2 separate regions of the Homo sapiens genome follow, and region 1 is linked to region 2. The links are chromatin contacts, found by Hi-C or POLR2A ChIA-PET in ENCODE. All regions are on one chromosome and are shown on one strand. Each heading gives the region's core, a stretch centred on a gene start or an enhancer-like site at or near the end of the contact. The rest is flanking DNA. Distances are from core to core; before and after follow the strand shown. Region 1 holds the start of HDAC9-AS1 (HDAC9 antisense RNA 1). Region 2 has its middle 97 kb from the start of TWIST1.

What was found. A loop is a pair of places that touch in the nucleus more often than their neighbours do. ChIA-PET counts read pairs that join two places held with the same protein, here RNA polymerase II (POLR2A). Pooled maps may share reads with other maps.
Region 1: a map of PC-3 shows a loop between it and region 2 (2.9-fold over the local background). The contact joins the promoter of HDAC9-AS1 here to the enhancer-like site in region 2. A Hi-C loop is called at or near these places in 3 of 168 maps with a recorded cell type or tissue (PC-3, mammary epithelial cell and ovary) and 2 of 50 pooled maps. POLR2A ChIA-PET finds 5 or more read pairs at or near these places in 2 of 52 experiments (BJ and H1).

Annotation. Positions count from the first base shown.
Region 1 is chr7:18,899,773-18,906,010 of GRCh38, forward strand. HDAC9-AS1 (HDAC9 antisense RNA 1) reads right to left here and starts at 2,220. Exons shown (of 3, transcript XR_927081.3): 1 at 2,167-2,220. All of the region lies in intron 22 of HDAC9 (histone deacetylase 9), which reads left to right.
Region 2 is chr7:19,017,368-19,023,771 of GRCh38, forward strand. No RefSeq gene overlaps it. Among named protein-coding and RNA genes, the nearest start is that of TWIST1, 97 kb to the right of the region's middle. Within about 2 kb of position 3,549, at least 2 of the 41 ENCODE cell types and tissues checked have a DNase peak (open chromatin) inside an H3K27ac peak, as active enhancers do; they include PC-3 and mammary epithelial cell, where a contact is called at or near this core.

The DNA of each region.
Region 1 (6,238 bases), core at 970-3,469, 120 kb before region 2:
TGGATAAAGATGGATATCCACACTAATCACATCTAACTTTTAACAAGCTTCATACTATCTGTGACCTGTAATATAAAAAAATTATCTTCAGTGTGGAAATACTATCAGAAAAATTCAAATTTCTATTCTCACAAATTGATAATGTGCATTTTCTGAAATAAAGTGTTGTTTGAAAGACTTGATAATACACACACAGAAAGATGATAGATTTCTCTGTACATGGATTTCAAACAAGGAGTTTCTCTAATTTAAAAAAAAATGAACTGGTCACACGATATATTCAAAACAAAACAAAGACTTCTATCAGCATAACATTCCAGAGGTTTTTTTCCCTGTCCAAAAGATGTATGAATACATACAAGAATTTTGCTTTAATTGTGATACTCTTAATTTCAAGTCTACAAAAACAACTCAAATCTATACATGCGCACACAGGTGCACACACACTAATGCACCTATGCATACTATCATTATTTAGAAATCAAAGATAAATAAATTTAAAATATGTCTCATTAGGACTGGGAAAACTCTAGGGTGCTTCTTCATGCTTTCTAAGCATGAAATGTACTTGATCCTGGGATGCTGTGAAAACGATGATTTAGCCCACTGAAGAACAGATGGCCCTTAATCACCCCATGTGGCTAAACACACAAATGCCAACCTCAGAGACGCCTTACCTTTGCCCTGTCTGTCCCCTCTAGGCTAGTCCTGCTATATTAAGGGTTATTGCCTTTCTGGCCCTCCCTGCAATCAGCTTTTGAAGTCCATGGCCAAGAAGGCAGTGTGAGAATACCATTATGAGAGAGGTGTTTGCTTAAAGTCATAGTCCGGACAAGATCCCATGGACCCCTTGATAGTCTAGCAGGGAGCCACAAACTTTAGCCAATATCTTCTAATTCCCTGAGGATTCAGAACTGCCCACCATAAAAACATAATGGGCTGTTTATCTGAGCAGCCAGAAGATAACATCTTAAAGTTACAATCTGGGTTACAGACTGGTGACATAAAGCAATAAGAAGTACGAATACCACCCCTACCCTGGGAAAAACAACATGTGAACAGTCTAGTGTATAGATACCACTGGATGCCCTTTTCTCATGCTAATAAGAGCCACAACTTTCCCAACATTTTTCTGTTAAATAGATTAAATATACTTGGGAAGAAATGGATGGACCCCGCCCCTTACTCCATTTGCATGCTTTATACTGTTTTTGAAGTTTGGGACTATGTTAGGAAATATTCCCACTGGCACAATCAAGTGAATTTTTGTGGCACATTTTGACTTCTTTTCAAAGATTGCTTAAGTCCTGTGACATTAATCATGATCTTCTAATAATATACTACAGAGATTCCCAAAAAGATACTTTATTCCCAAGGCTCCAATACTGCAACAGATCAGACTCTCTTTCTCTCTCTGTATATATACTATATATACATATATATATATATACACACACACACACACACACACACACATATATACATATACATATATATATATATAAAATTGTATGAATAATATATTTTGTTCCTGTGATTCTTTGACTCTCTGCTGGGACAGAATTAAAATATCTCAGAGTTAAAAAAAATCCTCTTTTTTCCAAACGCCTGTTATTTGTCTGCATTGCTGACATTAGGGAAAAGAAAAGCTAGGTTTGATATTTCAACTGCATCAATTGAACACGTAATATAGTGGAGACTTTACAACTGTTTGTTTCTGGTAAGCCTGTTTGTTATTATTACCAGTCAACTGGGAGAATCCAATGCCTGTAGGGGATCCCACCCCCAACAAATGAATCTCTATGATTATGGAGAGTGACCAAATTAACCACATAATTGCTAGACTTAACCTCATTGTATAGTATGGGTATTTTACCACATATAAATATGGCCATGAACCAACTATATCTCAACCCACTTGGTTCGTTTTAAACATTTCCTGAACATCCAATAGGATTGTTTTCATAACTTATCTTATTTAATCATAAAAGTTGTTTCCATATATCAGTCCAGTATTTTTAATCTTTTAAATGTTCACATCTGCATATATACATTTCTAATCTACTGCATTTAACAAGCAGCTTTCTTTTTTATTTGTCCCAAGAGTATGTCATATTATTATTTTATGCCAGATTCAATTTAGTCACAAGTTTTGTCTGGCCTTACCTACTGTATTTTCTTCTACCCTTTCAGGAACCCTGTAAAGTGGCAGAGGAAAAGTTACACATGAAATTGCCCTAAAGTGTTTGGAAACAGCTTCAGTCACAACTGCATTGTGCTATGCAATAAAGCTACCCTCACAGGCAACTGTTGCTGGAGGCTGAAGCCTCTGGAATGAGTCTCAGGGAGAATGTACTGCATCCCAAACTGTCTTCCTTAAGGATGACAACAGTGAAATGTCTGCCCTGCTTGGGAACATGCACTAATGCTGCTTTCTCTTACAACTTGAAAACGTTTTATTGGCTTTAAGAATTTGTTTAATCAAATCCTAGTGAAGGTTCTTCTCACTCCTGGGGCTGTTTAGTAAAATATGGATTAGGGCAAAGCCCTCTAATGTGTCCTTAGGAGAGTCATCATGGTGAGATCTGTGGAGGGGTAGGGGAATGAACAGGCTCCAGAAGATTGCTTTTAGCCAAAAAAGAAGGAGAAAAATGAGGCTTTGGCAGGAATAACTCTCTGTGTTTGAAACCAAACTATGAAAGAAAAGTATGTGAGTAAAAAAGATTTCCCCAAAGATTCGTTTGGAATAGAATTTTCAATATAATGAAGATAAAGCAGTTTTGAGAACCCCCTCTAACAATATTTTATTTCTAATAGAATTGCCTGTGAGCAACTGAAACAATTGACAAGGGCAGGGGGAAATGATTGAATGAACTGCATCACTGAAATAAATAAAAATATGCTTACCTCAGGATATCTTGTTGGATTTCCTAAAATATAATTATTTAGCTACGTATTTGAATTAGCACATAAACAAATAAGGAACACTTTTGATTTTAATATCTGAGGAATGGAAAAGTTTGGAAAAAGAAATTTCACACTATTTATAAGTGAAATATGTCTCTAGTTTACATGTACAAATTTTCTGATTCCAGGAATCTCTGCAGTCTCGTTCCTTTGAGTGTTTTCTAATGAGTATAATCATCTATAGTAATAGTATTTATTTACATATGGCATTGTGCTAAGGGGTAAGCAAAACCAATTGTGCAGAGCTAGTCAGTCTGATATAATAAAGCATGATACACAGTTATGTAGGGGAATATGAACAAATATATTCAGCAATTTTCTTGCATGAGCAATTTGAAAACAATTTTACATGTTCAGGCCAGAGAATACATGTTTGATCAGAGTAGGAGAAAGGAGGTGCTTTGAGAAATGATGGAATTTCAGCCTGATGGTTAACTATAGCAAGGGCTGTGGAACTAAATAAACCTGCATTTGGGTCCTGACTTGGCCCTTCTAAGCAATAACATGACTTTAGGCAAGTTGTTAATTTTTTTAAATCCCAGTTTTCTCATTTGTAAAACATAGATGACAACTGCATTTTATTCATAGTTTACGTAAAATACTTGTGTGGCGCCTAAGCAATGGTGTTAGACCAAAATCAGGGAATCGGTAATAATCCTTTCAAGTTTTAATCCATTTTCATCTTTTTTGACTTCTTTATTACATATCCTTCCTCTTGTCAATCTTTCAAATAGACATCCAGTGGAATTTCCTCTCTTCCACATTCTGAGGCCATCCCTAGAGTTTCTGTTTTTAGCTTCCTTAACTCTTTTTTACCATCGTTTCACTGGCAGCCAGCATGTGACCCTGAAAAGGTGAATTTTCATACCCTTGCAGAAAATGTTGACAGCTTTCTTATCTTTGTGTCAGCTATTTACGCCCATTTACTCCTCACTATCTTTCTGACAAACATTCTCATTTATTCTACCTACATCCTAAAGTAAGCCCTGATAAAATGAAGCTTCAATTCCACTCCTAAGATCTCTTCTCTCTTTCATTGTTAGTCACCGTTAGTCGAGAATGTACCATTTGGCTCACTCTGGCTTAGGATCTTTGTAGTCAAGCATGCTGTTCTCTCTCTCTATTTTATCAATCTGGAGTCACTTTAATGTTCCAAATGGAATTGGAGCCAGATACCTCATATTCTGTTCACCTCCACATGACCCTTACACAACTGGCAACAAATCTAGGATGAGAATAATGCTGGCTACGATTGGGAACAGAGATTCTGATGGAAGTCTGTAGTTTCGATAGTCATAATTACAATACACACAATTCCTGTCCTTCCCCAAACACCCAACAATTGGAACAAGTACGAGCTTTAGCATTCCTTGGATTAAAAATATGTATTTTCCCGATTTCTTTTAAGTAGATAAAGTTTACTTTCTACTTTAGTGGCAAGTATGAATTTACTGAAATAGTAAGGTTTTCTGCTTTACATATTCATACAATAAAAGTAGAAGATAATTATGAGAGATACATTCTTCTTCCCAGTCCAACCATGTTATAAAAGGAGGATTTAAAAAAATGCTGCTACCAGGTGAAAGAATTCACAGATTATCTATGATGATCAGGGTGCTGCGTTGCCACTGTAATGATAAAGTGTGTGTGACATAAGATGTGCTCTCAAATCTCATAAAAGTTAAAATCTATATGGAAATATGTCACAGGGATGAATTTGTTATAAAACATTTAGATCCATAAAATATTGCATTGGCTTATTTATCATCTGAGTTTCCTACTTGCTAGATCCTCAGCATAAGTTAATGGGGAACCCTCTACCCTCCCCATTTCTTTTTTTTTTTTTTTTTTTTTTTTTTAGATGGAGTCTCGCTGTCTCCCAGGCTGAAGTGCAGTGACGCGATCCGCTCACTGCAAGCTCCGCCTCCCGGGTTCACGCCATTCTCCTGCCTCAGCCTTCCGAGTAGCTGGGACTACAGGCAACCGCCACCACGCCCGGCTAATTTTTTGTATTTTTAGTAGAGACGAGGTTTCACCATGTTAGCCAGGATGGTCTCGATCTCCTGACCTCGTGATCCGCCCGCCTCGGCCTCCCAAAGTGCTGGGATTACAGGCATGAGCCGCCGTGCCCGGCCACTTCTTTTCTTTTTTTTAACTAGTTTGTTTTGTTTTGTTTTTTCTCAAAGTCTTGGTCTATTGCCCAGGCTGGAGTTCAGTGGCGGGATGTCCACTCACTACAACATCCGCCTCCAGGGTTCAAGGGATTCTACTGCTTTAGCCTCCTGAGTAGCTGGGCCTACGGTCATGAGCCACCATGCCAGGCTAATTTTTGGTTTTTTAGCAACCTGACCATGTTGGCCAGGTTGGTCTCAAACTCTTCGCCTCAAGTGATCCACCCGCCTTGGCCTCCCAAAGTGCTGGGATTACAGGCGTGAGCCACTGCGCCCGGCCCAGCCTCCCCATTTCTTGTTAACCACTCATGACACTGTCAGAATCCCTCTTGTTGCTCACTTCTTTTTTTGCTGTTGTAAGCTGTGGCCTTGCCATATATCTCTTACCAGCCTGCAGGCACTTGAAGGTTTAATAAGGCATTTTATACAGAGTAGATGTTCATTAAGACAATGTTGTCCCTCAGAAGCTAGATAAGCTAAATTCAAAGCTTCTTCACGTAGATTTTTGAAAGTCCATTTTTCTACTTAAGATTGTACAAGTGAGGTGGTGAGGATAGTGTGATACTTATAGTTTCTTGAATGTTGTAGCTCTGTGTGCCTGCTTCCTCTTAATAACTTTATGTTAAAGATTATTGCCACAGCTCAACAGTGCCATTTTTACATTGCATAATATCAATGCTAATGTAAAATTAAACCCTTTTAAAATGTTTTCATGAAGAAACAAACCTGCAAGTTTTTGTGTATGAAAGCATTTATTGTATGCAGGGAAATGGAAGGGATTTCCATTGCAGATGAGACAGAAATGTAACATTCCAATTTCTAGAAGTATTTCAGCCATCTGTGCATTTTAAACTACAACCTCTTAACATATTACTTAGCACTCGCACTCCTTCTTCCTTCTCCCTCATCAAGTTTTATAGTTATTTCTAATGCTGAATAGTTTCTTTCTTTCTTTCTTTCCTTTCTTTTCCTTCTTTCCTTTCTTTTCCTTCTTTTCTTTCTTTTCTTTCTCATCTTTCTTTTCTTTCTCCTCTTTCTTTCCTTCATTCCTTCCTTCCTTCCTTCTCTCCTTCCTTCCTTCTCTCTCTCTCTTTATTTTT
Region 2 (6,404 bases), core at 2,299-4,798:
TCAACAGGATTTAAAAGACAAATGAATAGAAAATGAACTTAATTCTATGCTTACGAGAATAAAATATGAAAATGTAACTTTTGGTATCATTTACATAAATAAGGAGTTTCTTAAGCTGTGAAAGAACAGAGCTTTGTATGCACTGGAAGTTAAATTGGTATCAGTATAAAACTGATTATCATAATCTTAAGATATTAGGTGTAATCCCTATAGTAACCACAAGGATACTACCTATAGAATATACTGAAAAGTAAAGGAGAAAAGATCAGATATTTTCACTAAAAAAAAAAAAAAAAAGAGAGAGAACTAAACACAAAAAAAGTATTGGAAGAATTGATAAAATGGCAAAAGTAAATGCTTTTCTATCAGTAATCACTTTGTAAATAATTAAACTTCTCAATAAAAAGACAGATTGTCAGAATTGATGTTCTTACACAAAAGGATTAAACTGTATGCTGTTTACAAGAAACATGCTTTAGCTTTAAGGACACACTTAGGTAGAAAGTGAAAGGATAAAAAAGGTGTTTCATAGAAATGGTAATAAAAAGGGAACAGGGTGGCTATACTTACATCAGAAAAAAATAAGTCAAAAACTGTCACAAGAAACAAACAAGGATATTATATAATGATAAAAGGGTCAATTCAATAGAAAGATATAACAATTGCCAATATACAGACACTCAACGCCAGAGCCCCTAAAATATATAAAGCAAACATTGAGGGTAATAAAGGGAGAAATAGGCAGCAATATGATAATAATTAAAGACTTTAATATGACTTTCAATAATGGTAGAACAATCAGATGGAAATTCAACAAAGAAATTGTAGATGTGAATAACACTATAGACGAAGGTAAAAAACATTGCATACAATGCCAGCAGAGTATATATTTGTTTCAAGCACACCTAGAACATTCTCTAGGATAGATCATATGTTAGGTCACAAAACAAGTCTCAGTGAATATAAGAAGACTGAAATCGTAGCAAGTACCTTTTCTGGCCACAAGAGAATAAAACTAGAAATCAATAGCAGAAGAAAAACTAGAAAATTTACAAATATATGGAAATTAAATAATACACTTATACAACCAATGGCTTAAAAAAGAAATCACAAGGAAAATTGGAAAATGTCTTTGAGAGAAAAAAAAAATGAAAACACAACATACCAAAACACATGATATGCTGTGAAAACAGTGCTAAGACGGAAGTTGATAGCTGTAAACACATTCAAAAGAAAGAATGGTCTCAAATCAATAACTTAAGTTTACACATCTAGTTAAGACATTAGAAAATTAAGAACAAACTAAACCCAAGCTAGTAGAAGAAAGGAAATTGCAAAGATTAGAGCAGAGATGAATTAAATCGAGAATAGAAAAGCAGAGAACGTCAATGAAACCAAGAGTTGGGTTTTCAAATACATCGACAGAATTCACAAAACTTTACCTAGATTGACTAAGAAAAAAAGAGAAAAGACCCAAATAACTAAAATCAGAAATGAAAGAAGGGGCATTACTACTGATTTTATTGAAACAGAAAGGATTATGTAGGCAGAGGAGCCCTAAGATCTGTAGTTGGCAAGCTGGAGACTGAGGAGAGTTGATGGTACAGTGCCAGTCTATGTCCGAAAGCCTGAGAACCCGGAAAGTTGAAGGTGTAGTTACAGTCCAAGGGCCAGTGGGCTTGAGACCCAGGAAAAACTGATGTTCCAGTTTGAATCTGAAGGCAGGAAACAAACAAACAACAACCACAACAACAACAAAAACTGATTTCCCAGCCCAAATGTAGGGTGGAATCCCCTTACTTTAGGACAGTCAGCTGTTTTGTTCTATTCAGACTTTCAACTGGTTGGATGACAGTCATCCACATTGAGGAAAACAATCTGTTTTACTCCATCTATAGATTGAAATGTTACTCCTACCCAAAAACACCCTCACAGACACATCCAGAATAATGTTTGTCCAAATGTCTGGGAGCCCTATGGTCCAGTCAAATAGACACATAAAATTAACCCTCATAAGTACACCCCTTGTCAATTTAGAGTCTATACCCATCTCCTTAAAGCAAATCTAATCTCCCATATCCACCTGACATGATACAAGTATTCTGCATATCACTAAAAAAGCACTACCTCTTCCCCTAAAGAGGAGGTAAAGTTCTTGAGTGATGTCTACTCTTCTCCTTCATATCCCATATGTTAAATACTATGATGTAAAGTTAACACATAATATGTCCTCACTAAACATTGTCCATAGGTTCTTGGAGACTGTGAGTAAGCAAAATGATGTATAATAAAACCAGTTTTACATAGGCTAATTGCTATTAATATAAACAAGAGTTAAGTTCCTATGGCAAATTTCTGATTACAAAAACATCATCAAATTTCTAAGACCCCAAAAACTTTTAATCTTAAACACTGAAATAAATGTGAGCTATCATACATTTAAGAAAGATTAATATTAAAAAATAAGTAAGATAATTATTTTTTCCAATTTTTGGTGAATCCATGAGTGATGGTGGCCATAGTGATGGTGGCTTAAACGAAGGAATAAGTGTCTATGAAGTGAAAATTATAAGGAGCATCTCCTCCCACCATAAAGTTTAAAAACCAATAAGAGCAAATACGGCAAAGTCACTGCATGCCTAAGTGCCACATCATTTATTGTCATGCATTAGTATGATTATCATATACATTATAAATGTTTATTTTACAATAATTTATATTCGTGTGTTCATTCACTTTCTAATTTGCATATTCCAGTTCAGGGTTGTGGGTGGCTGGAGCCTAATCTGGCAGCTCAAAGAACAAAGCAGTAACCAACACTGAACAGGATGTCATTTCATCACAAGGTACACTCACACACACACCCGCACTCACTCATACTGGAACAATTTGAACACACCTATTAACCTAATATGCACATCTTTGGGATGTGGCAGGAAACCAGAGTCTCCAGAGAAAACTCAATGCAGACAAGGGGAAATCTTGAGAACTCCACACAGACAGTGGCCCCTGCTGGGATTTTATTTCTTTTCTCATTAACATTGTAACAAAACAATGTTTAACAAAATGACTTCATTTTACAACCTGCTGTACTATGATATAAAGTCAATGTATCTTATGTTATATGACAAATGAATAAGAGAGGGAAGAAAAATATATTTGAGGTATTGATAGAGATAGATACATAGACAGACAGACAGACAGACAGACAGATAGATAGATAGATAGATACACACACATGCCCTAAGCATATTTATAACAAAATAAGGAGGAAATATTTATGACATTTACAGTCCTCATTTCTGTAACTGGTTCTGTAGTCATAGCTGGTGTTTATAACTACCTTCTACTATCCATTCTGCATTCCCTTGCCTTCAGCAAGAGTCTCAGCTGGTCATAATTCTTTACCTGATGAAGTGATCCAAATCTTCTGCCTGGATTGCTATAGTTTCCCATCGATCTTAATCACAGGGCTTGGTAATACTAAGAGACTCCCTATGAATTCTTTTGTATTCCAGACATACTCGTTCTTACCTCCATTGTGGAGTAGTACTCCAACTTTCCCTTGATATTCAGGATTAGTCACCCTAGCCAGCAAAGTGATTCTCTTCATTCCTGGTGATTCAGAAGCATAAGAATCCCAAATTGGTCAGGTAACCATCTTAATTTCCAGTTCAATGGAATCATTATTATGTCTTCTGATGGAAGCATTCTTTCTTTTGGGAATAAAACCTCTAGGCCAGCAGAGCATAAGACCAAGGGAAACAGAAACAAAGTTTGCTGGTCAGTCACTAAGGATAATTTTGAGTGGTGCCATTCCCATTTCCACCCTTGATTCCTAGACCTGTAAGTCCTGGCTATGGAGAAATAACTCCTCTATTGGACATTGATGCAGAACGTATAATCCTATGTAGAACCTTGTTCCAGCCCTGCAAGGTATTGCCACATAACTGTTACTGTAAGAGAGTCTCCTAAAGGCCGTTCCACTTTTCTATCAAGCATTTGCTTCAGGATAAGAATAAACCTGGTAAGACCAGTGAATTTCACGAGCATGGGCCCTTTGCTGCACAAGGCATTCTGTAAATCCACAGAAGAGAGTTTTGCCAAAAGCACTGCATGACAGGAAGGCAAATCTATGTCCAGAGCGTCTATTCCGGTAAGAATAAAATGCTGCCCCTTCTATGATGGAAGTAGCTCAGTGGAATCAACCTTCCACCAGAAAATGGTTGCATAGAGAATTCAGCATTGGCCTCCACTGACGACAGATTGGGCATTCAACAGTGGAGGTGGCCAGGCACCCTTGAAGAGTGGAAGCCCATTTTGCTGAGCTCATGCATAACTTCCATTCTCACCACCATGGTCACTTTGCTCAGAAGCCCACTGGGTGATAAGAAGAGTAGCTGGGGAAAGAGGCTGACTGGTATCTATAGAACAAGTCATTCTGTACCCTTGATTATTCAAATCTCCCTTGGCTGAAGTCACCCTTTGGTAGGCATTCACATGGAATACAAATATCTTGACAGTTTTTGCCCATTCAGAGAGGTTTATCTATATCTCTTCCCCGAATTTCCTTGTCACCAATTTTCTAACCATGTTTTTTCCAGTTGCCTGATCATCATGGCTATTGGCTACAGCCTATGAATTGCTATATAATCATATGTCTGGTCATTTATCCTTCCAAGCAAAGTAAACAACCAGGTTCCCTGCTTGAAGTTTTGCCCACTAGAAGAATTTCACTCCCCCATTATGTTCCAAGTATGTCCCAGTAAGAGGCTGTAATGCAACTGCCTTTCGTTGGTGCCTGCCTATCATGCAGAACCATCTGTTAACTAAGCCCAAACTCTCTCTTCCTCTGTCAATTGCAGAGGACGCTCCTTGAGGCCATGGGTGCAAGCTGAGCGAGAAGACAGTGTAGTAGGAGTGGGGAACACGGACATTGGAATCACTTCTTCCTGTAAATTACTGTGCCTTCAGGGTCTACTCAAGCCTAATCATATAAATATCACTTCCGTTTGATAATGAGGTGTGCTGTGCATACTCAACTTGATGGCTTGGCAAGCCAGATAACATCCAGTTCATAATGAGCTGTTCAGGTAGGGCACATGGTAACTTGGTGATCCATGGTTAAGTGGTCAGTCTGTACGAAGGCCCAGTAGCAGTCCAAGAGCTATTTCTCAAAAGGAGTGTAGTTATCTGCAGAGGATGGCTGAGCACGGCTTCAAAATCCTAAGGGCCTGCACGAAAATTAACCTGTAGGGGTCTTCCAAATACTCCAAACAAAATCCCTGTCTGCTACTGGTACTGTGAGTACCATTGGATCTGTTGGATCTTATAGCCCAAGTGGCAGAGCAGCCTGCATAGCAACCTGGACCTGCTGTAGAGCCTTCTCTTGTTCTGGCCCCAGCTCAAAACCAGCAGCTATTGAGGTTATTGGGTAAATAGGTCAGAGTTTCACACCCAAATGAGAAATATATTCCTCTAAAATCAAAAAAGGGCCACTAGGCATTGTGCCTCCTTTTTGGTTGCAGGAGAGGCCAGGATAAGATAAGGCCAGGATATGATAAGGATAAGAACAAATTATCCTTGACCTTAGAGGGGATATCTCCACATGCCCCACACCACTGGACCCTCAGAATTTCCCTGCCTCTTGAATTTTTGTCAAATTTATTTGCCACTCTCTGACACACAAATTTCTTACCAATAAGTGTAGAGTAGTTGTTATATATTTCTCACTAGTTCCAATCAGCATAATGTTATTACATAAATATAATGGACCAGTGTGATGTAGAAGGAAAAAGCAGTCAAAACCCCTACAATCTAAATTATAACATAGGGCTAGAGAGTTAATATATCCCTGAGGTATGACAGTGAAGGTTTATTGCTGGTCAGCTAGAAGAAAACTCCTGATTATTCTTATAAGGCATTTGCCACATCAATAGCTGCATACCAGGTATAAATTGATGTATCAGTTTCCACAAGCAATGAAACCATATGTTTCAGCAGCTGCAATTGGAGTTACCACCTGGTCGAGCTGATGGTACTATCAGTCTCTAACATCCATTTGTGCTTTGCACAGGCCAAAGAGGTGAATTGAAAGGGGATGCAGGGGGAATCACCACCTCTGCATCTTTCAAGTCCTTCATGGTGGTACCAATTTCTATAATGCCCCAGGAATGTGGCATTGCTCTTAGTTTACTATCTTCCTAGGTAGACACAGTTCTAGCGGCTCCCCCTTGCCTTTTCCCACCATAATAGCCCTCACTTCACAGGTCAGGGAACAAATGTGGGACTTTGATTAGCTGACCCAATGTCCCCCCTGGAGGTTACTGTGAAAATGTGCTAGGCACATCTGATAAACTGTTACATAGGACTGTGTGTGCCAAAGCAATTCCTACACTAGATCA